Linked DNA regions of Mus musculus: all the other regions are linked to region 4. The links are chromatin loops, found by intact Hi-C in ENCODE. Cell type or tissue: heart. All regions are shown on one strand.

The links. A loop is a pair of places that touch in the nucleus more often than their neighbours do. Peaks named below come from ENCODE experiments on the same cell type or tissue, not always from the same donor. Only the 100,000 strongest peaks of a DNase experiment are listed, where the experiment ranks them.
Region 1: it touches region 4 in a loop (2.5-fold over the local background); 10 of 42 quality-filtered maps call a loop at or near these places.
Region 2: it touches region 4 in a loop (3-fold over the local background); 4 of 42 quality-filtered maps call a loop at or near these places.
Region 3: it touches region 4 in a loop (2.7-fold over the local background); 5 of 42 quality-filtered maps call a loop at or near these places.
Region 5: it touches region 4 in a loop (6-fold over the local background); 3 of 42 quality-filtered maps call a loop at or near these places.
Region 6: it touches region 4 in a loop (2.1-fold over the local background); 2 of 42 quality-filtered maps call a loop at or near these places.
Region 7: it touches region 4 in a loop (6-fold over the local background); 4 of 42 quality-filtered maps call a loop at or near these places.

The regions. Positions count from the first base shown.
Region 1 is chr3:127,894,475-127,898,474 of GRCm38, forward strand. Fam241a (family with sequence similarity 241, member A) reads right to left here and starts at 1,849. Exons shown (of 2, transcript NM_027482.3): 1 at 1,560-1,849. The coding sequence starts at 1,709. In heart, no CTCF peak of the experiment used is centred here; a DNase peak (open chromatin) is centred at 1,887; H3K4me3 peaks cover 1,859 bases; H3K27ac peaks cover 1,089 bases; H3K27me3 peaks cover 295 bases.
Region 2 is chr3:127,623,712-127,627,711 of GRCm38, forward strand. It overlaps Gm40147 (a long non-coding RNA gene), which reads right to left. Exons shown (of 2, transcript XR_867627.3): 2 at 2,451-2,697. Among named protein-coding and RNA genes, the nearest start is that of Gm40147, 3.1 kb to the right of the region's middle. In heart, a CTCF peak has its summit at 1,728; a DNase peak (open chromatin) is centred at 1,760; H3K4me3 peaks cover 973 bases; H3K27me3 peaks cover 2,690 bases.
Region 3 is chr3:127,947,556-127,951,555 of GRCm38, forward strand. It overlaps 9830132P13Rik (RIKEN cDNA 9830132P13 gene), which reads left to right. Exons shown (of 5, transcript NR_040552.1): 4 at 394-618. Among named protein-coding and RNA genes, the nearest start is that of Gm35667, 21 kb to the right of the region's middle. In heart, CTCF peaks have their summits at 1,538 (motif pointing left) and 1,743; no DNase peak of the experiment used is centred here; H3K27me3 peaks cover 2,317 bases.
Region 4 is chr3:127,835,797-127,839,796 of GRCm38, forward strand. Ap1ar (adaptor-related protein complex 1 associated regulatory protein) reads right to left here and starts at 1,727. Exons shown (of 10, transcript NM_145964.3): 1 at 1,353-1,727. The coding sequence starts at 1,429. It overlaps Gm43653 (a long non-coding RNA gene), which reads left to right and starts at 1,701. Exons shown (of 2, transcript XR_003954551.1): 1 at 1,701-2,387; 2 at 3,070-4,000. In heart, a CTCF peak has its summit at 1,821; a DNase peak (open chromatin) is centred at 1,765; H3K4me3 peaks cover 2,468 bases; H3K27ac peaks cover 1,942 bases.
Region 5 is chr3:127,552,950-127,556,949 of GRCm38, forward strand. Larp7 (La ribonucleoprotein domain family, member 7) reads right to left here and starts at 400. Exons shown (of 13, transcript NM_138593.2): 1 at 234-400. It overlaps Zgrf1 (zinc finger, GRF-type containing 1), which reads left to right and starts at 540. Exons shown (of 26, transcript NM_197997.2): 1 at 540-706; 2 at 2,347-2,436; 3 at 3,244-3,324. The coding sequence starts at 2,416. In heart, CTCF peaks have their summits at 76 and 2,018 (motif pointing left); DNase peaks (open chromatin) are centred at 112 and 412; H3K4me3 peaks cover 1,960 bases; H3K27ac peaks cover 1,199 bases.
Region 6 is chr3:127,762,388-127,766,387 of GRCm38, forward strand. The region is part of intron 1 of Alpk1 (alpha-kinase 1); the gene reads right to left. Among named protein-coding and RNA genes, the nearest start is that of Alpk1, 16 kb to the right of the region's middle. In heart, CTCF peaks have their summits at 924 (motif pointing left) and 2,375; DNase peaks (open chromatin) are centred at 234 and 894; H3K27me3 peaks cover 1,077 bases.
Region 7 is chr3:127,632,175-127,636,174 of GRCm38, forward strand. Neurog2 (neurogenin 2) reads left to right here and starts at 962. Exons shown (of 2, transcript NM_009718.3): 1 at 962-1,283; 2 at 1,554-3,457. The coding sequence starts at 1,555. The coding sequence ends at 2,346. In heart, no CTCF peak of the experiment used is centred here; a DNase peak (open chromatin) is centred at 2,207; H3K4me3 peaks cover 2,642 bases; H3K27me3 peaks cover 3,404 bases.

The DNA.
Region 1 (4,000 bases), 59 kb after region 4:
GATGAAAAATTAAAATGACTTTTTGGAATGTTTTATGTTGTTAACTCTAATTCTCCTTCAGATAGTATGTGTACAAAAACAGCTCTATCTATGTGACATTGCATGGATTTTTAAATTTCATTTGCAGGTTGTAAAAAAAAAAAAAAAAAAAAAAACCAAAACAAAACCCTAGATGATAGGCTTTGTGATACTGTTGCCAAACGATTGATCACAAAAGTTTGCTTTCTGCATTATCGAGTTGGGCTGTACCAGTTCTGAGCTCCTGATAAGAAGTTCCCAGGTGCTGATATAGTAGGATCTCAGGTGTGTTTTTTTCCATGAGTGTGAGGACTTAAGAGTATACAGGTAAAGTATGTAGCAAAATTACAACGACACAAGCAACATGCAGAAGCAGGCAGGAAAATGAAATTTCATAGTACAATAGAGGAAGCAGGCATGTGATAGGGTATCTATTCTCTAGAATGTATATTTAATTTTTTGTTTCATCCCCTTTCCTTGTTCTAGTAACAATATCAGTAAGACTAGAGTTCCTGGCGCTGTCCATGTCATTGTATTGCTAAGGTCCAGAGATGGTTAAGGGAAGGATTTCACATATGCCATTACAACCATTTGCACATTTACTTTTGGAAAGGGAGTTTTAGTTGCTGGCTGTGTTTTCCAGTTGAGCAAGAGTAAGAGGAAATCAAGACCTTCTCTATTGAGACATGCATGGTACAGTTTGGTAAGAACACCGCCCGCAAGGGCACCAGCAAGATCTCCTAGCTACCAATTTATTTGCTTCAGTCACTGGCTCCTATATTGTCACATAGATGAATAATTACTGTCTACACGGTGATCAAGCCCACATTAGCATTATTTTTGTTTCTTAAGTAATGGGTTTTATTAATGTATTTAGTTATTAATGTACTTAGTGATATTAGAGGACAAGTTACAGGTATTATTAACTGATGATTCCAGAAGTCTAGGCTTACTTATGTGATTTCTAAAGGTCTTTGTATCTGGGGGATTTTTGAGTAGCTAATTACTGTACTGCCTGTAAAAAAAAAAAAAAAAAAATCGTCCCACGTAGAACTCCATCTTTACATTCAACTGCTAGTCTAGTCTTACAGATATCTGATGTTATAATTTCCCTTAGTCTTCTCAATGATATCCAATTCTGAGAACTTTAAAAGTACCCAGTTTCCTTATTATGTCTGTTACTAAAGCTTCCTTCCCTTTGGTGCTCACAGCAGGCAATTTTCTTTTTTTTTTTTTCCTTTCCACTTCTAAAATGAAGTTCAGCTCTGCTCGGTGGTGCTGTGAAACTTGCTCTGGGAGAGTCCCGGTGTCACCTAGGCACCGACCCGTGCTTCCCGATCCTCTGTGCGGGCCGTCCGCCCACCCCGTCCAGGGCGCGTGCAGTGCTCGGAATTCGAGCGCACGGCGCGCCCACGTAGCGCAAGTTGCCGGGTGGTTTTGAGGTGAGGCTCCGGAGGGCATTTCCACCGAGCCCGGCCCCGCCCGTCAACCGCTCGCCGCGTGCCCAGCCGCCACCCCGCGGCCCGCGCGCCCGCGCTCACCTGCTCGCCCTCGTCCTGCGGCCGCCGGCGCCGCGGGCTCGCCCCGTGCTCCGGCTCCTCAACCCGCCCGGCCGGCGCCGCCCCGTCCTCGTCGCACTCCCCGCCGGCGCTGCCGGCGCCGCCCCGCAGCAGCTTCCTGGCCGAGCACATCCCACCGCCGACTCCGGCCGCCCGCACGGCTGCCGCTGGCCACACCGGGACTCCCGACGCACACGGGAATCCTTAGAAGCGCGCCCGCCGGCCTGGGGGCCAGAAGTGCAGGAGCCGCCCGCCCCTCCTGTCAGCCGCTCGCCCCACCCCCAGCTCGGGGGCGGAACCCCGGGGGCGGGGGCGGGAGGAGGGGCGGGGCCATAGCGGACCGCGGCCCAATGAAGGCGGGACCTGGTGGGTTGGGCAGGGTACTGGGAGGGGCGGGGCCAGGGAGGGGCGGAACCAAGGGAGGTGTAGCATTATTCCAGTTAGTGCATGAAACTATGAATGAGGCCATAGGCTCCTGAGGGAGGTTGTATGTGTCTGACACCTATTAAAGTATATGACATCTGTGAAATTGTGTATCTGTAACTATCTGTACACAACAGACAGATATCCTGTGGTGTGTGTGTGTGTGTGTGTGTGTGTGTGTGTGTATGTGTAAAAGACAGAGAGAGAGGAAGAGAGAGAGTGTCAGAGGTGAGGAACACTGTAACAGACTACATGAGGGAGATTATGTATGAAATCGGCCATAGGTGCATGAGGGAGATTGTATCTGACAGGTTTTTAATGCATGTGAGAGCCCATGTGTGATTGTGTGTGAGTAACTATACACACACACACATACACACACTTAGATGTTGTGTTTAGTGTGTGTGTGTGTGTGTGTGTGTGAGAGAGAGAGAGAGAGAGAGAGAGAAGGAGGAGGAGGAGGAGGAAGTTATGTGTTGTGAGAAAGTGTGTGTAAGAAACATTGTAACAGACTGTAACCAAGTGCTTACAGGAGATTATATGAAAAAGACCATTAGATGCATGAGACCCTGTCTGATAGAGTATTATAAAAGCCTGTGTCTAATTGTGTGCCTGTACACAACAGATTGTGGAAGACTGTATACCAGAGTCTTTTGTGACAGGACAGTGTGGGAGATCATAGGTGTTGAAAGTTTGTGTGAGGATGTAGGTATACAGAAGAGGGCAACTGAGAATAAGAAGCTCATATGAGAGGGAGCTGTGTGCATGAAGGTGTGGGCACATGTAAGAGGTTCTGGGAGTGTGAAAGACCACCCAAACACACAGTATCCCTCCATACCAGCTGCAGCGGGCGCTCAGCTGTGCCTGGGTGTGCTGTTGGCTGCTTGTGCCTAGGAAGGAATGCAGGCTCTCTGTCGCTTGTTCCTCCCCTTTTGCCTCCTCTCCCTAAGCATCTCTGAGTGACCATGCCTATTTCTCTCTGCTTCCTAGTGTGTGTGGCTTGTGGGAGCCCTGGGCTCATTTCCTGGTCTCTCTGCCGTAGTGTGCATTTCTAGAAATGGTTTAAAAATTCTCAGCGACTGGTAAGAGAGAGAAATCGAGTTTCTTTTTCTTTTTTCTTGCTAGCCCATCATATAAGGGTAAACTGGGGGGCATGAAAGTAAAACAACGAATGGTTTTGCTTTCCTTTAATCCGTGCATTGAGGAAAAGGTTATGGTGTAGCTGGTATATCAGACTGTCGATGGAAATTATTTCCTATTTAACAAATAGGCCCAGAGACGAGTAACTCGTTTGGGAAAGCCTCTTTTAAAATGCCTTCAGGGGCTGGAGAGATGGCTCAGCGGTTAACAGTACTGACTGTTCTTTCAGAGATCCTGAGTCCTATCCCCAGCAATCAGATGGTGGCTCACCACCATGTGCAATGGAATCCAATGCCCTGTCCTGGTATGCAGGTATACATGCAATAGAGCACTCAGATACATAAAATAAATAAACCTTAAAAAAAGAAAAGACTAGTACCCAAAATGTCTTTAGGCCCAGCCAAGGAATTAAATAGGCAGGGACTTACAGGCTTATTTTAAAAAGTGGTTTTGTTTTGTTTGGGCTAGGCAGAAGCTTGTCCCTTTTGCTCACACCTAACACACACACTCTCTCTCTCTCTGTGTACTCAGTGTCTCACAAAAACACCCTTTCTTATACCCAGTCTGTTACACTTTGTAATGTAACCTAGTTTCTTTCTTACAACAGCATCTCACAAATCCTTCTTAATGGTTTCTGCCAAACATACACCGTCCCTAGAGACAAGAAAAATATGCTTTTGGACATCACAAATTAGAAAAAAAAAAGAATCTGGCTTAATGTCTGTCTTAAAGGTCTTTAAAATCTTCGATGACAGCAATAAATATTGTATGTACATAATCAGAAAGAGGAAAGCATTTAGTGGGAAAGGCTGGGAGGACAAGAAAGAGAGTGTAATGGTGTGTGTGTGTAAATATGACCA
Region 2 (4,000 bases), 210 kb before region 4:
AAGGAACAGCACGCAGGCTAGGGAGCTGATCTGAGCATCCTTGTACAAGATGATAATTGCTCTTATGTGCCACTCGTGTGGAACAAGCGCAAGCCAACTGAATGATGTACCAAGGATGAAACAGACTGAATGTCGGAGAAGGAGCTGATATAAATAGCTTCAATGCCAATGGCTTTCAGACTGCACTTTGCATTTGTAATTTGGCACCAGCCTGATGGGTGAGCAGTGAATCCTACTCTCCAAGTAGTGTAAGAAGAGGGCCAGAGTTCTGTAGTAGAGCACTTGCCCATGTGTACAAGGCTTTGGGTTCGATTCTTACTGTTTAACAAATGTAAAGTGACCAGACAGACCGTTTTCTTTCAAAAACAAAAAACAAAAAACAACAACAACAAACAATCACTATATATTCTGTTTGCTTGGTTTTGAGACAGGATCTCATTTTATGGTCTTGGCTGCCCTTGAACTCTCAGAGATCCACCTGCCTTCGCCTGCCAAGTGCTAGGATTAAAGACGTGCTTTCAAAACCAGGGGGAAGATGCTAAGAGTTGACTGGAAACAGCTGACTTGGAGTAGACATGTTGGTGGGGGGAAATGAGGCTTCCCATGGGCTTCCCCTTCACGTCCTGACTGCCTTTACTTGGTCATACAAGCCTGAATGAGAAATGGCCTTGTGAGTTCATTACGCAGATAGACCACCCTTCACTCACCGAGTAGTGGGTGTTCCTAAAATTAAACTCCACCAAACAATTTAGATCAGACTCGAGTAAAACTGCCTAATTCAAGTCAAACCCATCAGTTCCAATTAGGAATGCATAGCCCGAGCTAAGAAGTCCAACAGGAGAACTTTAAGAACTAATTACAAAGATAGCGAACCAAACCCCAACCAGAAGAGTGAAGCAACACAAAAGTTAATATAGTCAAGTCAGGGTGTCCCAGAGTCCTAGAGTCTCAGAGTGTTCAACAGTGGTCCAGATGCCAAGGCCTGAGTTAACTCATCCCAGTGACCTGAATTTCCCTTCTATTGTTTTGATGAGGATTCAAACGAAACAAAAACCAAACAACCTCCTCCCAGGATTGCATAAGACCATCATTTCTGATTATAATGCTCCCAGTGTTTGCTTAGAAAATTCAAAAGTTGAAATCTAAATCACTCAGTGACAAAAGACAAACACCTTTTTCTCTATTGTTTATGTGCTTAGGGCCTGGGCCGTTGCTCAAATAGAGATGCCACCTGCATTGTGAAAATTTTAAAAAATTAAATGTCTGTCAAAATTTGATTTTAAACTCGGATATTTTGTTATTTTGGTAATTATGCTAAAGTAGATTTACTACAATTATTCCTATTTCTTTTTCTATTGGTCTGTCTCTATTGCTAATATACTTCTAAACCCATTCCAATCCACAGGTGAAATGTAAAACAGCTTTTTACGTTTTACTCCTGGGAAAACACAATAATTTGTAAATTTTTATTTTATTTTATTTTATTTTTGTAATAATGTCTGATAACATGAAGGACGGGTAATTTTAATTGAAAAAGAGCTGAAATGGGAATTAGCGTATCTGGACCCAAGGGATGACTCCTAAAGTACACCCATCTTTACCGGGAGCAGCAGGTGGAGAGGTGCGATGAGGGACTGGGGAAGGGGGTCGCCGCGGTTCCGGGTGGAGCTGGTGGCCCGCGAGTTTCCCCGGAGGCCCTGGGCGTCGCTGTACTGCCAAGTCCCGCCAGGGGGAGCTGCGACCTCGCCTGCCTGCCGCGCGCTCCTGCTGCTGTCGCGAGCTGTCGAGGCTCAGGTGTGGCCCGAAGGCCGCGCCAGTCCCATCGCCCCGGGCTGCAGGAGCCCCTTCCCCACCGCTGGGCGCTGGAGGAAAGCCGGGTGTTGTGTTGTAAAAGCCTTCTCCACCCGGCTCTGCTTCTAGGCGTGAATGAGTGAGGGGTGGGAGGGGCGCGCGGGCGAGCTGGAGAAAAGAGGCGCTGGCGGACTGAATACCTCCTTTAAATTACTGCTGACACCTCGGTTCCAGGCCCCTAAAATCTCAATCAACAATCCATTAGAACTCAACAGGAGTAAAACTAAATCCTCGTTTAAGTGTATTTATCCGATCTCCTTTCTCTCTTTCAAATGCTAAATCCATTTCAGCATATGCCCCTTCTTTCTCTCGCCTTTTTCTCAAGACTGGCAGCCCATACCTCTCTTGTAAATATGAGAGATGCTAATCATATGACATATCACGTCTCCGTCGGAGCCGGAATAAAGCCTTCAGATTTGGGATCATTGCCTCCAGACAACAGCTTCATCAGCCGGAAAGTTGGTTTTTTTCTCCTTTCCTTCAACTCTCAATCCCCTCTTTGTCTGGAGGAAAATGCAGCCGACTCGAGCCACCCAGGCCATATGGTTCACTCTGTATTTTCTTAGTTGAATTCTGAATTGTTTCTGTGACTTGTGAAGTTTTTTTTTTTTTTTTTTGGAAGTGCATATAAAGAGGTAGGAGAGCTACTTGTGCGGGGAGCGCTGCCCGGCGCGCCGCGGCCGCCCCCTCACGGCCGGGAGAGCCAGCTCCGCCCAGGCCTGCACCAACAGAAGCATTATCTCAATATTGTGACCAACTGCAGAGCCGGGCGGCAGCGTGGTTCGCTCCAGGTGCAGACTTGGCGCCTCTCTCTTGACTTGGCACATAGAGCGTGCTGGAGTAACACTAAAGAGAATGAAAGAACGAACAATCAGCTTTATATGTGTGTGTGTATGCTTATATATATACATATAAAATACATTTATATACACACAAATATATATAAATATACATATATGTGTATATATATATTAGGGGGTTGTAAATATCTCTTTGGCTATCTGAAAATTGATTAACCCCCCTCCTCTTGCCACACTGTGTTGCATTTCGTGTCTGCATTGTCTTCATAGTAGACACTATTTTCAAGCCTCTATAGTTTAAACAAAATCGTTTGTTTGAATGTAAGTTCCATGCAGCTATGGAATGGTGCCCATGTTGCACACCCCAAAGATTCTCTGGGCTGGTCTAGTCCTTGACATGCCTCGGATGCTCTTCAGTGCACCCTTGAATGTAGGAAGTGGTGATGAGTCAATGAATAAATTAAATATGAATCTTCTTTCTCCAGAGTGTAGTTTAAGAAATCTTGTCTGCTAAAACCCAAACTTATTTACCCCAGCCTCACTATATAACAGATACCAGCAAGAAATAACGCTATTTCTACGAAAGTTTTTAGTTTTTTTTTTTTTCTCCCATGGTGGGAAAATGGGGGTTGGGGTGGGGATATCAGCTTTCAAGATCTTCATCCATTTCTGAGTAGGTTTTGTGTTTCCCAGGTTGGGGACAGTTCCTGAAGGCAGCAGGCTGCCAAATTTCCTTTCTCTCTATCTCCTAACACAAACCCAAAGAGCCCTTTCACCAAATCATTGCATTCTACAGAGGTGGTCAAGCTAGCACCGCTTTTCATGAAACGGAGAAAGAAAAGGGTCCTTGAAGTTTAGAAGATGCCCAAGGAAAGTCCTTGAATGACATCAAAAGAATGAGTTTCCATAGCTGTTGAAGCGCGAGGGTAGTGTATCCGCACAAAGGGGGACGGGGCACCAGGACGGTCCCACTGCTCTGTCCCAGGACAATTGGGTCACTGAAATAGGGAATTAATTACCATTGGAGAGTGGGCAGCCCATTCAGTACTGGCTGAGTTTTATTAAACGCCAATATAAATAACAAAACAACTCTTGTGGCTGCACTATTCCTACACGCCAAAGGAAGGATTATGCCGGGGATTAACATCTTAAAGTCTATGAGACTTTCTGACTCAGGGCTCGGGGCTGGTAATCGCGTTTGTCTCCTGGTTCAGCGATTAGTGCTCTTTCTTGCACTTTCTCTGGATAGCCAATGTCCCTTTTTGCAGGCACGCAGGCTTGAGAAGGCGTTTTCTCCTTGGAAGGTTCCCCCAACTTCACATTCAAGCTGCTCTTTCCCCTTTACCTGA
Region 3 (4,000 bases), 110 kb after region 4:
AACAAACAAGAACTCACCATGGGCACAGACTTAAGTAGCTCTGAACAGAGATGAAGTTCAAAGGCATCCCTTGACCAAGAGAGGCTACCACTCTTGACTCTAAACGTGATCTCTGAGCTTGACTTCCAGCTGCCAGACATCCAGAGTTGTTTTATCCTGCATTGGGGTTCTTAGAATGATCTAAAGTATTTCTCCTTACTTTTTCAGGAACCCCCAAGAATCTCGAGCCTTCTCGATCTTGGGATTAACTTAAAATTGCTGTTTTTGAACCCTTAAAATCCTAGACTCCCAAGCATTGCAGTCACATAATTCATACTTTCTTTCTTTCTTTCTTTCTTTCTTTCTTTCTTTCTTTCTTTCTTTCTTTCTTTCTTTCTTTCTTTCTTTAATCAGAATTGGATCCGAAGAAAGCTGGTGGCAGCTCTCCTCTCCCATCTGTCCTCTCTGAGATGTAAGAATGGGAGCTCTCCTTACCGCAGGCCAGTTCTTCCTTTCTACCTGGCTACACCGGTGCCCTGGCATGCGTCTGCTCTGCTGCCCTCTGCTTTAAGTTTCTGAGTAAAGATTTTCAGAAACAAAGGACTCTGCATCAGCCTTATCCACCAACCAATGAATCAGGTAAGAAGTATTACTTTTCTTACACTTCTCTGATAGAAAGCAAACTTTCCTTTTATCTTAGAGTTAGTATATATTGATGATAAAAATAGGTTGAGCCGAGAGTTTTTATCCACACAAATAATGAACGTTCATTGTGCTTTCCACACGTCCAGCACCTCCTCTTACTGTCCTCTGATCCTGATATCCTTCCTATCTGCAGCATCTGACTTAGAAAGACAACAAGCATCCCTGTAAAACCTCATGTTTGGAAACTAGCAGGTTCGGGCAGAGGCCAGGAGGCCAGAAGTTTTGCAGATCTGAGTGTTTCCTAACTGCCAAGCATGCTAATGTGCATCTGACTTCTTTCTCTGTGAGCTTGACGGTCATGTGACCTACATCTTGCAACACTGCCTGTTCGATTGTACAAGCCGTTGGTAGGGTAAAACTAAACTGTAAAGATTTGAGTAGCATGAGCGTCACACAGTAAGTAAGCTTTTAGACACTGACTGACCTGGTCTCCCACTTTGCCTTTATCACTTTATTTAACCCTAATCACAATTTTATTTAAAAAATATTAATTTATTGAGATAATAATATAATTACATCATTTCCCCTTTTCCTTTCCTTCCCTCTAAACCTTCCCATATATTTCTCTTTGCTCTCTTTCAAGTCCATGGCCTTTTTTTTCCATTAATTTTTAACATGTATATGTGTTCCAAAATGCAAAAATACAACCTGCTCAGTCTATGTTACTTGTATGTATGTTTTTAGGGCTGACCATTTGATCTTAGATAACCAGCTAGTGTGTTCTTCACAGGGGAAGACTATTTATTTACCTGTAGTTTGTTTTGTAGGGTGGAGGTCTGGTGATCCCTGTCGGCTGTTGGAGAGGCCTTAGCATCAATCATTAGGTCCATTTGGGCCATTGCTTTATTATTTTCAAAGCCACAGCACCACCTACTGGCATATTGAAGAACAGTTCTGTATGTTAGATGGAGGAGAGAGAGAGAGAGAGAGAGAGAGAGAGAGAGAGAGAGAGAGAGAGAGAGAGAGAGAGAGAGAGAGAGAGAGAGATACTCCTGATGTCTTGGTACTTCTCTGTCCCCTCAAGCAATGACATCCGCTCTTGTAGACATTCTGACATGTCCTGTTTCCATTCAAACTAAGTGTTTCTCTGTTTATTGCTTAGTTTGTCTTTCTCCTGTTGCTTGAACGGGATATGTGCTCCTTCTTCGCTGATCCAGGCTGCTAAGCCTCTCAGTCTCAGATCTCAGAAGCTACCTCTGCCTGATAGCAGGGAGGACCCTCTCTGTGTACACTGTCCTTATGTCCAGCCACTGCCTTCTGAAGATCTGGCTTCTGATTTTTCAGTCCCTGTAACTTGCCTCTTTCTCCACAGAAGTCTTACTGCATGGACATATTTTTGAGCACGAAGACTCTTTGTCTTGACTTCGTTTTTCTTCCCTGGATGGACCCTTCATGACATCAACTCGGGAAAAAGGATCCTCTGAACTGGCTGAGCCCTCAGTGGGTTCCATAGTGACTGTCTTGCGTAGAACCTATAGGCCCGTGTTAAGTGTCTAGATACGCACCTTTCTCTTAAAACAGTTTGATTTAGCAGGGGTCACGAGGCCCTGAGGGCTGCATTTTAATATGTGCTTTGGGTGTAGGGTACAGACCTCGTACCTGAGAAATCCTAGTCTATGGGGTAAACTGTTCTTCCAAGCACAGACACTACTCTAGGTGGCTGAAGTGGTCCCTAGAGCTCCATCCTCTGCACGATGTACCTGCCTTTCTTCTCTAGGCACCTTCTGTTCTCTTTGATTTTTTTCTCTTCACACCCCTTTAGCTAGAAAATGCCTTCTTATCTTTTAAATCCCAGACCAAATACCACCTTCTCTTTAGGGATCTTTTATTTTATTTTATTTTATTTTATTTTATTTTATTTTATTTTATTTTTTTACTCACATCTTGCTTTCCCCTTTTGTGTACAAGGTTAATCTATGATCTTAAACTCAATTACAGTGCACATTCCAGTGTTTGTTCATATCTTGGGTCTAGCTATCTGTGGCCTTGGAGACATTGGAACTATAAAGCAGTTTCCCCAGCATGGTCAATGACCTTTTTTTTTTTTTTTTTTTTTTTTTTTTGCATCAGAGTCATGTAGAACATATAATGCCTGAATGAGTCCCATCCCAGATCTACTGCATAAGAATCTCTTCCATCCAACTAGCAACCAGGCCCAGGCCTGTTTAGTCTCCGAAGTCAGATGAGATGGAGTCCGGTCTGCGGTTTGATGAAACACTGGAGTCAGAATCTTTGGAGGAGGGGTCAGGGGAGGGAGTGTGCAGCCTGCAGTCGTTAGAGCAAAGAGTTTAGTGAGCCTTCTTCTGTCCATTAGCTCTTCAGAGCCACTGTTGTATCAACTGTAGACATTTGAGATGCCAGCTGAAGGGGGAAAGCCTGCATCAACTGCATTAGTTGACAGGACTTATGCTGGGCCAGTGCATTCAGACCTTTATGCGAAGCAAGGCCAGGGTGTTGGCTTCAGTGTTGGTCGGTGGCTTAATGGCTCTGCCAGTTACTTCCTACTTTGCACAGTCATTTGTTTTCAATTGGGGCCGCAGCCCCAAATGTAAAAGTATATGCTTGAGTGTAGCATCTCCTTTACTTATTAAACCTTTTATTAAACCACAATCTTTTTCTTTGAATTTCTTGGCTATAGACTCTACCGGCCTCCTAAGAGTAAAAGGATGAGTTACAACGTGGTCTTCCGCTTCTTTCTTGTGGATTTTGCTCCTGAACAAGTTGAGGGATCAGCAAAATAGCATAAACACTAGTTCAATGAGTCTTCTTGTTTCGTCTTTGTCTTTTTAACTCAGATGGTCTGGAGTACCTATCGACAAAAGGCACTCCACTCCACTTATCACCTTAAGAAACATTAATGGAAAAGTGTGTTAAGAATTTTCTTATAGTTCTGTAGTCGATAGCAGCATAATTACTGTGTATTCTTCATCCTAGACCAGCTCCATACTGAACTCTACTTCCATTTGACTCTCAACAATGCCAACAGTTTGACTCTGTCAAGGGAGCATAGGTACATATTGGCAGAAGACACAAGATTAGCCAAAATGACGAGAATTGTTTTATAGTCTGTAACAACGATTAAATACCTAGTGTGTGATGCAAGAAACTCATAATGCCCACCCCAGAGAAGCTTGCAAAGTCTATGTGAAAATATAATCACACACAAGCAGGCAACAGAGGGATCTGACTTGCTTTTCTGTTGCTGTGATAAATTACCCAAACAAATGCAGCTTAAAGGGAAAGCTTTGATGTTAGCTCACAGTCTGAAGGCCTAGCCCACCAGGGCAGGGATGTCCAGGCAGCAAGAGCTTGAGGC
Region 4 (4,000 bases):
AAGGATCACATGCCTCACGTGATCTCACCCTGCTAGCCTCTCCTATGCTGCCAAGCCTGGGCTGAGCCAGGAGAACCCGCAATTTTAATGAATAGTGTGTAATGAAGATATCATTTGTAAAATCACTGTTAAAAAAAAAAATACCCAAGGTTCTTACAGAACCCGGGTAATGTACTCCAAAGTCAAATACAAAAACATTGTCTACCGCAGAATTCAAAGCACTCCCTCCCAGAGTTTGACTGTTAAGCCTTCCAAGGAATGATAATAAAGTCAAAGATGTTGTAATGTCCAGTTCTTCCATGAGCCCCTTTCCATAGCTTCACAAACGAGTTCACTCACGAAGTACTTGGAATAACATGATTTTGGATCACAATGCACAACAGCTGTCAAAGTAAAGTACAGAAATCAGGAAAATCAAAATACCAAACTAAGTAGAAATGTTTTAAGTCCATCCCCTCCCATTCTAGGGACGCATAGAGTAACACCTTCACTACTTTGACACACTGCTTAATTAGTGAATCATTTTATAATGCACTCATGACCCAAAGATTCGAATTACAAATCACTTGGTTCCAGTTTGTGTGGGCTGAAAGCTTCCCAATACAAAGCTATTGGCTGAAAATTGGGCACCATGCTTAAGAAAGTTCAAAACAGATATGTTCTTTAGTTAGATTGGCTGGCTTAGATTTTTTGATTCTAGGTTTTAATTCCCGAAAAATGCTTAGGAATAATAAAATCAACATCAATGCTATGTGCCCCCGGGTTTTTTGTTTTGTTTTGTTTTTTCACTATTCTAGGAAATAAAGGTACAACAGTAATCACACAATTTTGCTATTGGATAGAAAAATCTGAAGCATATCCCACTTTCCTCACAAGAGACGTGCTGCTCGGTGACATTTTGGTTAGATTATCGAGCATAAGGGTAGCAATCACAGCATGGTATTCCTCTCCAAAATTCTAAGTTATTGCTATGAAAGGATTCGCATACAGCCGCACCAGTCGCTTCAATGGCCAGTGTGCACTGCGATCCTGCAGCTCTTTACCTAAGAGTTCACCAGAGCCTGGAGCAGAAGTGACTTCTATTTAAAATGCACCTGGGGCATCAACCTTGGGGCCAGATTTTCACCTGTTCTGTCAAGGCCCAAAAGGAAGACCAAACACAGAGACAGAAGCTTTGGCGTTAAGTCAAAGCAGGGTGTGTCCAGGAGGCAGTGCCGGGTGCTTACAGGAGATCGTACCTCCCGAGGTAAGTCCTCAGGGACAGGGAGCCTGCACGGGGGCGGCGGGCACCACCACCACCGCCGATCCCCGGCCGCGCATCCCGGGCATCCCGGGCCTGCGCTGCCGCTTACCCTCCGCCCGCTCGCTGCAGCCGACCCGCTTCCCGGCGGAGCAGCCCGAAGCATTGCGTCCAGCAGCAGTTCCCCATCGCATGCCGCCCGGAGCCGCCGCTCCTCCTCCTGCCCCGAGCGCGAGCCCAGGCGGAGCAGCTGCATCCGCGCCGGCCGGAGCTCGGCAGACGGCGACGCCGGGAACAAAGGCCGCCGCTAGGCCCGCGGGCTCCGGGCTACCGCGGCGCGAGGGACGAGCGCAGGGCCGTGGGGTCCCGGGTCTCCAGCCGTCCGCATGGCCCGCTCGCCACCCGCCCGGCCGCCCGCGCCCGTCACCGCCCCGGCAGCCGCGGGAGGCCCGCGCCGCCACGCCCCCTGCCGCTCCCGGGCTCCCATTGGACACGTTTCTGGCGGCTACCGCTTCCGGCGGCTGGCGCGGGCGTCATTTCCGCTGGATTCCGGCTTGGCTGGCAGCGCCGGGCAGGAGGCGCTGTTCTCGGTTGTAGGTGCTGTGTGCTGAACCTGATCCTAGACGGGGATCTGCTCTCTCTCTCTCTCTCTCTCTCTACGCCACTTCTGGCGCCTTCGTCGCCCGCTGTCAAGCAGTGGGGATCATGCAGCGCATGCTCGAGCGCAAGCTTAGCCTTCGAACTTTGTACCTAGAGCGCACGAGCCTCCCCTTCTGCAGCAGCGGGTCGGAAGTCACCCAACGAGTGCGCTCCAGGATGGCACCAGAGCTAGAGGCAGAGAGGAGGGACTCACTGCCGTTACTTAGAACACACTAAGAGGCTTTTTGTTTTATTTTGTTTTGTTTTGTTTTAATTCTTAAAATATTCTCGTTTGCGGAGCAGCTTATTCTCGTTATACTGCCAGCGGACTGGAGAGACACTGTGCACTCCTAGGCGGATTTTCTTTTATTAAAAACGAAAAGTTCCAGCTTGGGCATGTAGCTCGGTTGGTAGAAGTGTGGTGGAAAAATCTGCAGTCAACAGCACTTGAGAGATGGAAGCAGAGTCATAAATTCAAAGTCAACCTCAGATACACATTAAGTTGGAGGTCAGTCCGGACTGTGTGAGACCCTGTATTTTTATTTTTTATTTTTTAAATTAAAAGTAATTTCAGGTGGAGAAGAGGAGAACCAGAAGAAGTCAGCAAAAGGTCTTGGGTTTTCGGGAGAACAAGCCATTTCTAATTCAAATATAATATTCTAATTCCAAGTTAAGAAGAGCAAGGCTGGGGTAAAGGTCCATGTTCTCAAATGCCACCCTAAAAACCCCCTTTCAGACACCAGGTAGCTTTAAAAGCAGAAGGCAGAAGTATGCCTGGGAGTTGGAGGCCGGCCTGATCTACAGAGCCAGATCCTGGCCAGCCATGTCTATGTAATGAAACCCTGTCTAACCCAACTGGATCCAAGGCATAGTTGTTTCACAAATGCCCAGTTCTGTGGATAACATGCTCCACTGATACCATATATTACAATTTTAACCCACTTTAGTGTGAGTGAAATGGTGACATTGAAAAAAAAAAAAGAAAAGAAAACAGTACTACTAGGAAAACATTCTTTCAACTACTCATTTTGTTGGTTCTTAGCATCAAGGCCAGCCATGATTTCAGTCTTAGCACTTAGTGAACTTGACTCTTTGGTATTCAAGTGGACAAGCCCCACTGCTCATTGGATGCCAGTGAAATGGCTTAATGGTTTCCTAAATTGTCACTGCATTTTCCTCCTCTCTTCCAGTACCTGAAATCAATAATAATAATGTAGCCTTGGAAATGGAACTATAAGTGCGTAAGGAAGCTGGTGCACACAGCCTGTAGATACTACCCAGTGTTGATGAACATGCCTTGAGTGAATGAGTCTGCAGAAACTGATGCTAAACTAAAGTCTGTAAAGCTTACATATTGCACAACTACACTTACAGGAACGTTTTAAAAAGGCAAAGTGATACAAATGACAAGCACAGCAAAGGGCTCCCAGGGGATAAGAAGTGGATCCATGGTAGAAAGTCTGTATTTGGGCTCTATGGATATCATCATGCCCGAGTTTGTGGTACTGTCCTGTGGCTTTGTCAGACACTACTATTGAGGGAAAGTAATGTAAGATATAATGGTGATAATAATAAATAATACATTATCTTACTTCTTTTAAAAAGGTCTGTGTGTGTGTGTGTGTGTGTGTGTGTGTGTGTGTGTGTGCACTCGCCCACACGAGCATGCATACAGATGCCCATAGAGGCCAGAAAAAAGGCATTGGATCAACACAGGCTGGAATTGGTTATAAGTCACCAGATGTAGGTAGTAGGGACCCAGCTCATGTCCCCTGACCCATCTCTCCAGCCCCTCTGTATTATTTCTTGAAACTTCATGTGACACCTTGATAATTGCTCATTTAAGCTTAAGAAATGGGCTGGACATGATGGTGCATGCCTTTAACTCCAGCAGTCAGGAGGCAGAACCAGGCAGACCTCTGAGATTTTTAGGTCTGCGGATTCCTAGAATTCCGGGTCATCCAGAGTTACATTGTGAAACACTGTCTCAAAACAAACAAACAAAACAAAAAACAAAACAAAACAAACAAAAACCCCCAAAGCTTAAGGAATTACAGCTGCAGACTTGACAGGGCACTTCTCATGGGTGCTCTCAGAAACCTCTGTGAAAAACAAATACTA
Region 5 (4,000 bases), 280 kb before region 4:
CCCAAACACCCCAACCCCAAGCTCGGCCCGCCCCCTCTGTACTGAGCTCCGAATAGCAGGGGCCGCCAGGGAACTGCGCGTGCGCACAACGCACGGCGCCAAACCAACGGCACAGTGGCGACGGGGGCGGGGTGAGGCGGACCGCGGATGGAGGGTGGCCCTCAGGAGACCCGACTGAGAGGAGTTCCCACCTCTACGGGTCTGAGAGGCTCTGCAGGCCAGTAGTGACTTACTCCGTGCTCGTCCCCAGATCCACGGTCAGCGCTTGTGTTCTCCCACGCTTTCCTTCTCCCGACCCCTGCGGTCGGCGGAAATTTGCGTCATTCGAGTAGCGACGCGCTTCTCTCAGCCCGCTACGGAAAGACGGGTCCGAGGCCCAGGGTTCGTTGCTGACGTCATAGGCGGAGCATCTCGGGGGCGGGAGCCACGCGGTGACTGCGCTGGCACGCGGAGTTCCATTGGTGGTTTGCGAACGGCGGCGGGCGGGGCCTCCGCGGTACCGTCCCTGCTTGATGACGTCACTTAAGTTGGCGGGAGAAATTAGAAAGTGGAGTTTATGTCATTGAGCCGGTGAAGTGGAGACTTTTCTCTCCCGTGTTCTAGGCAAGAAGGGTGGACAGACCGGGCGACTTGGCGCGGTTGGGAGAGCACTGGACACTGACTCGCCTCCACGGAAGCGACCCACGAGGCGCCGTTAGAGTGCCGGGTGAGGCGGTCACCATAGCGGCCCATCCCGGTTGTGGGTGTTTTAGGGGCTGACATAGGACCAAGGGGGCCATTATTATTTAGTGATACAAAACCTTGAAGTGTCAAGGCTTGGCAAGTGAAGCTATGTTTCTTTTAGGGATCTGTACTGTTCCTTGTGGTTTAGCAGGCCGTTCGTGGTTTGGAAACTTTCCTGGTTTGAGCGGTGCTGTTCTGAGCTATTGTGACAGTTTTTCATCACTGCAGAGGGCCAGATAGAAACTGTTGTTGGGCTCCAGAGCTGGACTTCCTAACGTAATAGATCAAGAATAGGACCTAAAAGAATAGGACCTAAAATGTTCATTGCTAACTAATTGTCAGGTCATGTCCCTGGAACCACTTGAAGATATGTGTGCTTATGTGTGCTGCTTTTGCATCTGTATTCAGTTCACCATCGACGATTTCAAGATTTCAAAATTTGACCTTATAGTTAACATGGTAGTTACAGTGGCTGCTGCAGCACTGTCCAAGAGATTTTTCTTCCTGGGTGTGGTGGCATATTGCTTGTAATATCCCAGCTATTTCCAGAGGCTAGGACGGGATTGTGCAATATGGTCAGATCCTATTTTAAACAAACATAAAGGACTGGATGCATGTAAGCACTATTACCTAGTTTACATATAGTCCCTTTTGTCAGCCCCTAGCACTGGGTAAAAGAAAGAACAAAATTTTCCTTGCAGAGGAATTATATATTGTATATTTGGCTCTAGGATGTTGTGCTATATTGACTAGGGTATATAGTCAACCCTCTGTACCTGTAATTTCTGGATCTGTATTCAGCCAGTTATAGATGGGAAATAGAAAAAAGTTGTTAGTACTGAGCATACAGATTTTTAAATTATCATTTTTATTTCTTCCTTTTAGACAGTGTCTATCTATGTAGTTAGTCCTGACTGTCCTGGAGCCCTATAGGTAGACAGGCAACCAGGCTGCCTTGAAGTCACAGATCCACCTGACTGTGCATCCTGTGCACTGGAATCAAAGTTGTGTTCCACCAAGTCAGGCTTGTTACCATTTCTTGAACAATGCAGTTTAATCACTGTTTGCATATCATTTACAACCTACTAGGTACAAGTAATCTAGAGATAACTTATTTATGTTAGAAAATATGTGCATGCTCCTATTATATGCGAAACAACTATGACGTTTTATATGTGAACTCAAGTGGCTGGCGCCGGATGTTAATATTTGTGGTCCTGAAACTAGTTCTTGGATAACTAGGGATTACGCTAGCAGGAAAAATTTAAGACACAAGGGGGCCATCTTGTGGTAAGTATAATGATTTTGAAAAATAAAATTGAAGTTGGGTTCTAAGGAGCAGTACATGTTGAAGGGAAAACAATCCATTTTCTGGTATATAGCAAGCCACTGGAGAGATGTTTACAGATTTCTAGTAACTATGAGTTTTACCTTTATTTTCCTGTGTGGTGTCACGCAGTTCTGTCCTCCATGACAGATACAGTTTTGTTTCTCTTGGTGGCTTCATAGTCTTGGAATTGTTTGGTTTCTGTCTCCAGTCAGGATTTATTGAAAAAGTTTGTACTTGATATTTATTCTTTTTATCAGGGTCGATTGACCATTCTTTGCTGTTTTTCATTTTAGAGGATATAAATGCTGACTAAAAACTGATTGTTTTCTGGACCTGACTAGTTTATAATCTCAGAAGACACAATGGAATGTCAAGAGTTTATTGTAAGTTGTCTTCTTCCTCTTCTGCTCCTCCTCCTCTTTTTTTTTTTTGTTTTTCAAGACAGGGTTTCTCTGTGTAGCCCTGGCTGTCCTGGAACTCACTCTGTAGACCAGGCTGGCCTCGAACTCAGAAATCCGCCTGCCTCTGCCTCCCACTTGCATTGCTAGACAGGTTTTGTTTTTGTTTTTTTGTTTTTTTTCTTTATATTTAACATTTGAGGTAGTAACATGCAGCTGGATTGTCACACTTGTTTCTGTATTCAATCTAATTGAATCCAGCACCACATATAACAGCTGGGAACTGCATTCTTCCTCTGACGGAGGTGGAATCTAAAGTTAAAAGCGGTGTGAAGTTGTTCTGACCTCAGATGCTGTGAGCGTTGCGGAGCTGTCAGACTTTGGACTGTACTCAGAGAGCTATGTGAATAAGAAACAGTATGCAACTGGGAGCTGGGCTTCCTCCCCACTGACGATGTGGCGCTTAGCACACTCTGATACTTACAGACTCTTACTTGCCCTTTCTCCTTTACCTACTGGTGCTGCCCAGCCTTAAAATCGTGGTTGGTTTTGTTTGTTTGTTTGTTTGTTTTTTCCCGTTTTTTATGCTGGGGTTAAACTCAGGGCCTCATGATGCTAAGCCTGCAGTTCATTGTTGAGCTACAGCTCTTCCCTGACGGTGGCATTGTGATGACTCCTGTGCTGTTATTATTTTGATAAAGAATGGCAGCCTTATTTTTATATGACCTGTAAACTATATGGTATTAAATATGTGTAACTGGCAGTGATGTCTTCCTCATTTTTGGAAATAAGGTCCTATATACTCATCAAAAGATGAAGAAGTCCAAAGTGTGGCAAGATGGAGTTCTGAAGATCACTCACTTAGGCAATAAGGTAAGTACCAAGCAGTTATTGCAGCCTGTAACAGCTGTGTTTTTGACTTTTGATTGGGCGTTAAGAAAACTCTGTTGATAATAAAATGTCCGTTATGCCCACATGTAACCATGTCAAAAAGACATTTTCGGGCTGGAGAGATGGCTCAGCAGTTAAGAGCATCCCAGCAACCACATGGTGGCTCACAACCATCTGTAATGAGATTCCCTATTCTGAAGTGTCTGAAGACAGCTACAGTATATAATAAATAAATAAATATTAAAAAAAAAGACATTTTCATGTCGGTTTTATTGTACATTAAGAAAGTTCAGTAAGTAAACATTATTTAATTTGTTTGATTGTTAACACGATGAGCTGGCTATGACGCTTCAGCATGTTAATTGTGTTTGCACAACTTACAAGTTAAGCATTTTGTCTGATTTTACTGATGATCAAACTGAGGGTGCAGATGAAGCATCTTACCCAGCTGAAAGTGCAGGGGTCATTCGTGAACTTAGATGTCACTCCGGGACCCATTTTCTAGCTAAGGTTTTTGTTTTGAGACATCATCTCTGTGTTGCCTTGGCTGTCCTGGAACTGTGTAGAGCAGGCTGACCTCAAACTCAAGATATCCCCTTGCCTCTGCCTCCCAAGTGCTGGTATGAAAGGCGTGTGCCGCAACCACCTGACTCTAGCT
Region 6 (4,000 bases), 73 kb before region 4:
GAAGACTCCTTAGTCTTTGGTACAGGCAAAGATAACCTGCCGAGGATGTAGCTCAGATGCTGAGCACGTGAATAACAGATTCAATCCTTGGTATTGGGCAGGGGGCGGGGGGAGATAAACTATGAAAGGGATCCAGAATCAGCCAGAGCCAACTGGGCACTGTCTCCAACCTGACCCCAGTTGCTCAGTCAACCCAGGTCCAGGAAGTGACGTGACAGATATGGGCAGAACAAGTCCAAGGAACTGTAAAAACACAAGCAACTCACGTGGCCAACAAAATGTAGGCAGACTCAGCAGACTGACAATTAAGGAGGGTGAAGACGATGCCCGTAAAGACAGGGAACACAAGACCTTAGGGCCGGGGGAGGGGGGTGGTGGAATCAGGGCTTTGAGTGGCCTAAGAAAAGGTTTTCCAGCTACGGTTATGTTAGTGACACCTGACTTGAATCATGAAGACAGTCACAGGGAGGTGGGGGTGGGAGTTGGGGGGCTTGGGGTGTTTTACAGCTCTGTAAGCTGGCAAAGTTATTGTAGCAATTACTCAATCAATACTTCCTGATTTTCAAAAATTTGCCCCTTATCCATTCTCTCTCTCTCTCTCTCTCTCTCTCTCTCTCTCTCTCTCTCTCATCCTCTCTCTCTCTCTCTCACACACACACACACACAGACAGACAGACAGACAGACAGATAGATAGATATTATCAATATTAACAGAAATCTCCACAAATACTACTTTGTCACACTATGCTATTTCATAATATTTTCTTAAATTTTAGCAAAATGTGTTTCAGGAATTGAAAGCGAGTCCATTCTGAATACGACCTAGGATGTCGGCGGAGCAGGCTGTTTGTGCCCTCCCCATTACCCTTGGTCTTCCTGTTTTAAAGCTGCTTAAATCCATTCCTCCTACAGTACCACTGCCGCCCTCTAGTGGTGGAGCATAACAGCATACACTTGAACTCCATTTCCGTATTAACAAAAACAGGGTGCTGCTCTAAAAAGCAAAGATAGATAGATAGATAGATAGATAGATAGATAGATAGATAGATAGATAGATAGATAGATAGATAGATAGATAGATAGATAGATAGATAAGATAGATAAGATAGATAAGATAGATAGATAGATAGATAGACAAACAAATAAATAAATAAAACCGCTCCTGTGATTTACAAGACAAGTGAGAACCCAGAGGAAATTTTATGAGGCATTAAAATATCCTTGTATATTGTTAACCTGATTAATAATCTTTTGGGGATTCATTTTAGTAACAATGCATTAATCTGTCTACAACTTCGTCTTGGAAAACAACTTACTGATGGATTATCTCAGTAATAGGGCTTCAGTGTGGTGAGGACAAAGGTCATCTCTATGCCATCTATGGAGACAGAATTTGCCACCAAATCTGTGGATACTTAAACTATTTGTGTGTGCATGTGGGGGCTAGGGGTATCTGTTAAACAACTATATTTTAGAATGGCTACGTACGTAAAGAAAACATCAATAAGGCAAAGAGCCTTATATATTTATCAAATGCTCCAGGGAGCTTTCATCTGCTTCAGAACACGCTCCAAGTTTCTGTTCTCTCCCTTCTCTTCTGACAGCTGATGGAGCTGGCTAATGCCACCTCATAAATGTGGTTTGCCTCTTAAGCCTGCTTCATGTCTCCTGTGCCAGGCTCTGTCTATCCCCAGTGTAGACGTTAACTCCCAAACTGCCCTTCCTACCATCTCTCCCAGCTACCAGAGCACATCCTTCATGTGCTGTCAGGTAGCTTGCTGTAAAGATAAAGAAAATGTTACTTTGTTGCTTAAAAGAAGAGTGTGTTGCCTACCAAACGAATTCCAAGCTCCTCAATTCTACTCAGCTGGGTTTAGCATGGCCTATCATTTGTATAGGTTCTGCAATATTGACCTTGACCTTAGTGCCCTGGAAATGTGTCCTTGATACCTGTTTTCTAGTAGTAGTAGCAGTAGTAGGAGGAGTATAAATAAATGGGTTTTAGCATGATAATTCTTAAACTTTTAAAAATTTATTTATTCATTTACATATGAGTGCTCTGTCTTCATGTACACCTGCATGCCAGAAGAGGACATCAGATCCCTTTTATAGATGGTCATGAGCCACCTTGTGGCTGCTGTGAATTGAACTCAGGACCTCTGGAAGGGCAGCCAGTGCTCTTAACCACTGAGCCATCTCACCGGCCCCTAGCATGATATTTCGTACACCTATCATTGTGCCTTGCCCATATTCACCTCACCCCCTTGCCCATTTGCTTTCTATGCTTTGCTTCCAACTCTGTGACAGGATTTGACGCCACCTTCTACCAGAAGTTAATCTACCCTCCTCCCAGGAGACAGCGCCTCCTGCTGATGCAGCAGCAGCCTACAGGTTCTCTTCTGACCTCCGTGTCTAATGTAGTGACCAGCCCTGAAGAAGCTCAGTGCAGGGCTGTGTGTGGATAAATGGGTGAAGTGTCTTCTCTCTGTCTTAATGTAGTGAAACCATCAGCCTTGTCATTGCCTCTAATAGGGGGGAAATCTATGGCCAAACATGACATTTGTGTTCACTTCACAGAATTTATCTCCTAGGTGCATAGAGAAACCCCCGTAGTAAAAAGCTGACAGCAGAAGCCCGAGGGCTAACAGCTGACAACCTTGAACTTGTCTCCTGGCCTTGCCACTAACTGTGTCACTGTCTGAGATGACCTGATTTTCTGCAGTGACCTTTAATTTCATCATATCTACTTACTATGTATTGTTAAATTTAGTCATTTATTTGGCGGTACTAAGGATTGATCCTAAACACCATGATTGCTAGGCAAGTACTGTGCTACTAAAGCTATACTCCCAAGTCTAGTTTTATCGGTGTCTCAATGAGACTAAAACTACTCCCTTGATTTATAAAAAAAAATTACAAATGAGAGAGAAAATTCTTGACATGTTTAGGTGTGCATTCAACTTTAGAATTGCTTGGTATTTATTTCCTCCGAAAGCAAAGAGTCTGTGTAACACATGTTCTCCAGGTATAAAAACCTCAGGAAATATTTGTTGAGTAAGTAAATAAATTCTAGAATTGCTGTGGTTTCTCAAACTTAATATAGGCCTATACGTCAATAAAAGTCTTGGATTCTTTCCTTCTTAGTATAAATTCTGTGTTCTAAAACTGAGATGTCACCAATCTGATTTCCCTTGTGTAGCATCTAAAGTCTACAAAGACCATGTGATTTGAAATAAGATATCTACAAGCCTTTCACTGTTCGTCCATTTGTGTACTGCTCTGTGCTTAATCATTGAAAATATGCTTTTGTGTTGTTCTTTGAATGGCATAAATATGTAGTAAATATAATAGCAAACACAATGTAAGATACTATAAATATTATATGTAAATATATAGTAAACACAAATTCCTTATATAATGAAAGCAGCTATTGTTTTAAAAGTAAATGAAAAGGAGGAAGAATGAACTAAAACATGTATCATGATATATGTGTATAAAAATGATACAGCAAAACACCCCCCTTTGTATGTTAACTTAAATTTAAAACATTAAAAAATTAATTGAAAAAAAAATCCAGCAAAACACTCACCTAGATAGTGAAGTATCCCTGAATGAACAGCTAAAACAATCTTTTTAAATAAGAATAAAATTATAAAATTCATACTTTCTAATTTTAAAACTTGCTATAGAGGTTTGGCCAGATGACTGGGGGGTGAGAGCCCTGGCCGCCCTTTCAGATGTCCTGATTCAGTCCCCAGCACAGGCCCACACGACTGCTCACAACAGTCTGTACTCCAGTTGCAGAGGCTCTGACATCCCTTTCTGGCCTCCTGGGGCACCTGCATGAACTTGGTGCACAGTCAGACATGTGGGCAAAACATTTATATACACTAAATAAATAAATAAATAAATAAATAAATAAATAAATAAATAAAACTTACCACAAAGCTATTGCAATAAAAAAATCACAATATACAAACGTTCAGACCAAGGAGAGGCT
Region 7 (4,000 bases), 200 kb before region 4:
TTTTATTTTATTTTTTTTTAATGCTCATCAATTGCTCTCCGACCAATTTCCCCTTCTAGGGGACGTCTCTGTGAACTCCTAATGTTTCCCAAACAGTCATAGACACGTTTCTCTAGAACTCAGGCACACTCTCTCACAACGTGCCTCCTGTCTGGCACACGTACGTGACCCCTTCCTTTTCCTAATTAGACTAAGGTGTTTTAAAACCCGTTTTCTAGTTGATACGGCCCCAAAGAGGCTTTGCCGAGACATGGCCGGCAGCACCACCAGGCTGCCTTCTCCGGGATTCTGACTCTCACTAATTCAAGGCTCCGGTCGCCCGCCCGTGAGACCCCGGCTGAGACGGGCGGGACGCGTATGGAGGACTCGGGCGGGAGCAGTAGTCGGGGTGCCCCCCCCCCCCCCCGCCATGGGCCCCCAGCACTCGGGCCCCTAATGAGCTGCTGAAAGGGAGCGGGCTCCGGTGCGCGTGGCTCGCAGGCCTCCCGGAGTCCCGGGAACACTGATTGGCCAGCTGCGCCTCGCGACCTCCTTTCATTAATAAATTAGCGGCACGCTCCAGCCGAGCGCGAGCCACCAATCACAATAGACAGCGGCGGCGACAACAGCCGCAGCTTGAGCCACTGCCGCCGCCGCGGCTTCGGTAGCTTGGGCTGCAGCCTGGAGCGCCAACAGGAGCTTTAGAACCATTTTATGCTGATTAGATAAAGGGGGGACGGAGGGGCGGGGGTGATGGAGGAGGAGGATGGATGGCCAGGCCAGGGGAGGGGGAGAGGGACTAAAGAAAGGGAAAGAAATGAATGATGATAATACGATGAAAAGAATAAGCTGGGGAGGGAGAGCGGGGGACCAGGACAGGCGGAGGAGGAGAGGGCGGGGGAAGGGTAGGTGAGGAGGGGGCCCCGGGGCAGATCTGATTGTTTTCTTGGTGGTATATAAGGGGTTTTAAGGAGAGTCGTGTGCCAGACACGCAGCCACTGAACCACAAGCAGCTCGGCTTTAACTGGAGTGCCTTGGAGTCGCGTGCCAGCAGCCACACGGCCAGGGACTGACTGACAGACAACCACGCACGAGAACGACAACACACGAGACTCGGGCGAGCTGCCGCGGTCGTCCGGGCTCTTGGCAAAGTCGCCCAGCCGAGAGGCCCCCCCGCGGAGGTGCGCCTAGGAAGCGCCAAGCCCGCGGCGCGGAGGACACCGTGCTCGGTTCCGGGCTGCGGGGACATTCCCGGACACACACCGGAGCAGCAGCTGCGCCGCGACACATCTGGAGCCGCGTAGGTAAGTGTGCATGCCGCGGCTCTCCACTTCGCAGGCAGTGTCCCCACGCAGGCTCACGCCGCCCACGCTAACTCCATCGCTCTAGACGCAGTGACTTCTGTGACCGGCAGAAGGTGGCTCGAGCCCGGGGCGCTCCTCCCCAGCTCTGTCCTCGCCATCTTCGCGAATGCACATTGAGGGAGATGGAGGGGGGGGGGGCGGGGCGCGGCGCCAGCGACACTTTACCCTGTCCATTCTGGGAATAAATTTCATCTGCCTCTTCTTTCTCAGGATGTTCGTCAAATCTGAGACTCTGGAGTTGAAGGAGGAAGAGGAGGTACTGATGCTGCTGGGCTCGGCTTCCCCGGCCTCGGCGACCCTGACCCCGATGTCCTCCAGCGCGGACGAGGAGGAGGACGAGGAGCTGCGCCGGCCGGGCTCCGCGCGTGGGCAGCGTGGAGCGGAAGCCGGGCAGGGGGTGCAGGGCAGTCCGGCGTCGGGTGCCGGGGGTTGCCGGCCAGGGCGGCTGCTGGGCCTGATGCACGAGTGCAAGCGTCGCCCGTCGCGCTCACGGGCCGTCTCCCGAGGTGCCAAGACGGCGGAGACGGTGCAGCGCATCAAGAAGACCCGCAGGCTCAAGGCCAACAACCGCGAGCGCAACCGCATGCACAACCTAAACGCCGCGCTGGACGCGCTGCGCGAGGTGCTGCCCACCTTCCCCGAGGATGCCAAGCTCACGAAGATCGAGACGCTGCGCTTCGCCCACAATTACATCTGGGCGCTCACCGAGACTCTGCGCCTGGCGGACCACTGCGCCGGCGCCGGTGGCCTCCAGGGGGCGCTCTTCACGGAGGCGGTGCTCCTGAGCCCGGGAGCTGCGCTCGGCGCCAGCGGGGACAGCCCTTCTCCACCTTCCTCCTGGAGCTGCACCAACAGCCCGGCGTCATCCTCCAACTCCACGTCCCCATACAGCTGCACTTTATCGCCCGCTAGCCCCGGGTCAGACGTGGACTACTGGCAGCCCCCACCTCCGGAGAAGCATCGTTATGCGCCTCACCTGCCCCTCGCCAGGGACTGTATCTAGAGCTGCGGGTCTCCCTCTCTCGTCCTCTACCCGGCCCTCTTCCCATCCTTCTCCCGCCCCTCACCCTCCACGCCCCGGACTCCACTTCACAGAGCAGAGGTGGCCCTTGCAATCCCCTCGGCGGCTGGTGCATTCGGGGGTGGAGACCAGCTCTGGTTTATTGAAGATGTGAGGATTTATGGTCAAAGAGGACTATGGCGTGTGGGAGTGGGGGCTGGCGTGGGGAACCTCGTAAGACTGTAAAAGACACTGAGAAAAAGTACCATAACTAACGAGTGTGCAGAGCAGACTGACGCTCCTCCCCTCTCTCAGAGCTGCTGGAGGAGAACTCCGGGCAGGCAGTTCGTGTGAATCTCTCAGAGGGAATGCAACTGGTCCCTGTGATCTTTTCACCTTCGTTTCTACATAGAGATGTTAATGTCAGTCGAAAGAAATGTATTTTAGCATCTGAATGAATTTACTGGTAATAATATTATCCACACATTTGCAATGGCTGGCATCTGCTCTATTCCCATTGCTGTCTGCAGGCTGTGGGAATTTCACCTGTCAAACCAAACTTTCCCTCTCTGATGTGCACTTTGTTTTTTTCCCAGATTCGTCACAATGCCTATTGTCCCGCCCTTCTTTTTGCTTTTTTTCTCCATTTTGCCATCTGTCTCTTATGATTTATAAGGGGGAAAAACTTGTTTTGTTAGAGGGCCAGGTTAGAAGTCATTGTATAATTTGTAGGCTTTTGTAAGGGTTGAATGCAAGCGTGGAAATTTAGGCTGAATTCTCTATCAAAAGAAAAAATGTGAAGGAAAAAGGAAAAATCAGGAGGGAGGATTGCTTCATGCATTATTTATCTCGACCTTTTAGGGGAGAAGGAACTCCCCCATCCTTTCAAGAGATTAAAAATAAATCAACAGTCTGAAAACCTAAGCAGACACGGGGCATTGCCAGGATCAGCCACACACGTGTTTCCTTCTATTTATTTTGAAGAAAAATTTCATGGGAAAGTATGTATTTTTTTGTATATTCTACAGAGTTTATTCTAGTATGTATTTACATCCCGAAGAATAAGAAAATTGTTTTGTGATTAAGCTATAAATAAAGTATCTAATTTTCATAAGTTTGTATTGAGGTTTGGCTTTTGCGTTTGTTTCTGATGTGGCTGGCTTTTAATACAGAATGAGTTGTATTTTACTAAAGTTTTCACATATTGAATTGAGTATATTTGTATCTTGGGTCATGTTTGATGTGGAATTTCACTAAGAAATTACAAAATATGGGATCCTACTTGAAACACCAACCCTGAAATTGGAGTATGAAATCCATCACAAACCCACATTCTGTTTTTAAGAAATCACTTCTTAAAGGCAGGCAGATTTCCATGAGTTCAGGCTTAGTCTACAGAGTGAATTCCAGGCCAGCCAGGGTTACACAGTGAGACCTTGTATCTAAATAAATAAATTAACAACATACTGAGCTGGGGACAAGTTCAGTGGCAGAACTCTGGATGTTTAAATCAATAAATACATGCTGCCTGGGCAACGAAGAGCAAAAGTGGGGATCTTAAATAATAATTATGTCACAACAGACTCCAGTGTTCAGAAAAAGCTTTATTTTAATAGCAGGAGGTTGAGTAGGCTGTAGTGATGCACGCCTTTAATCC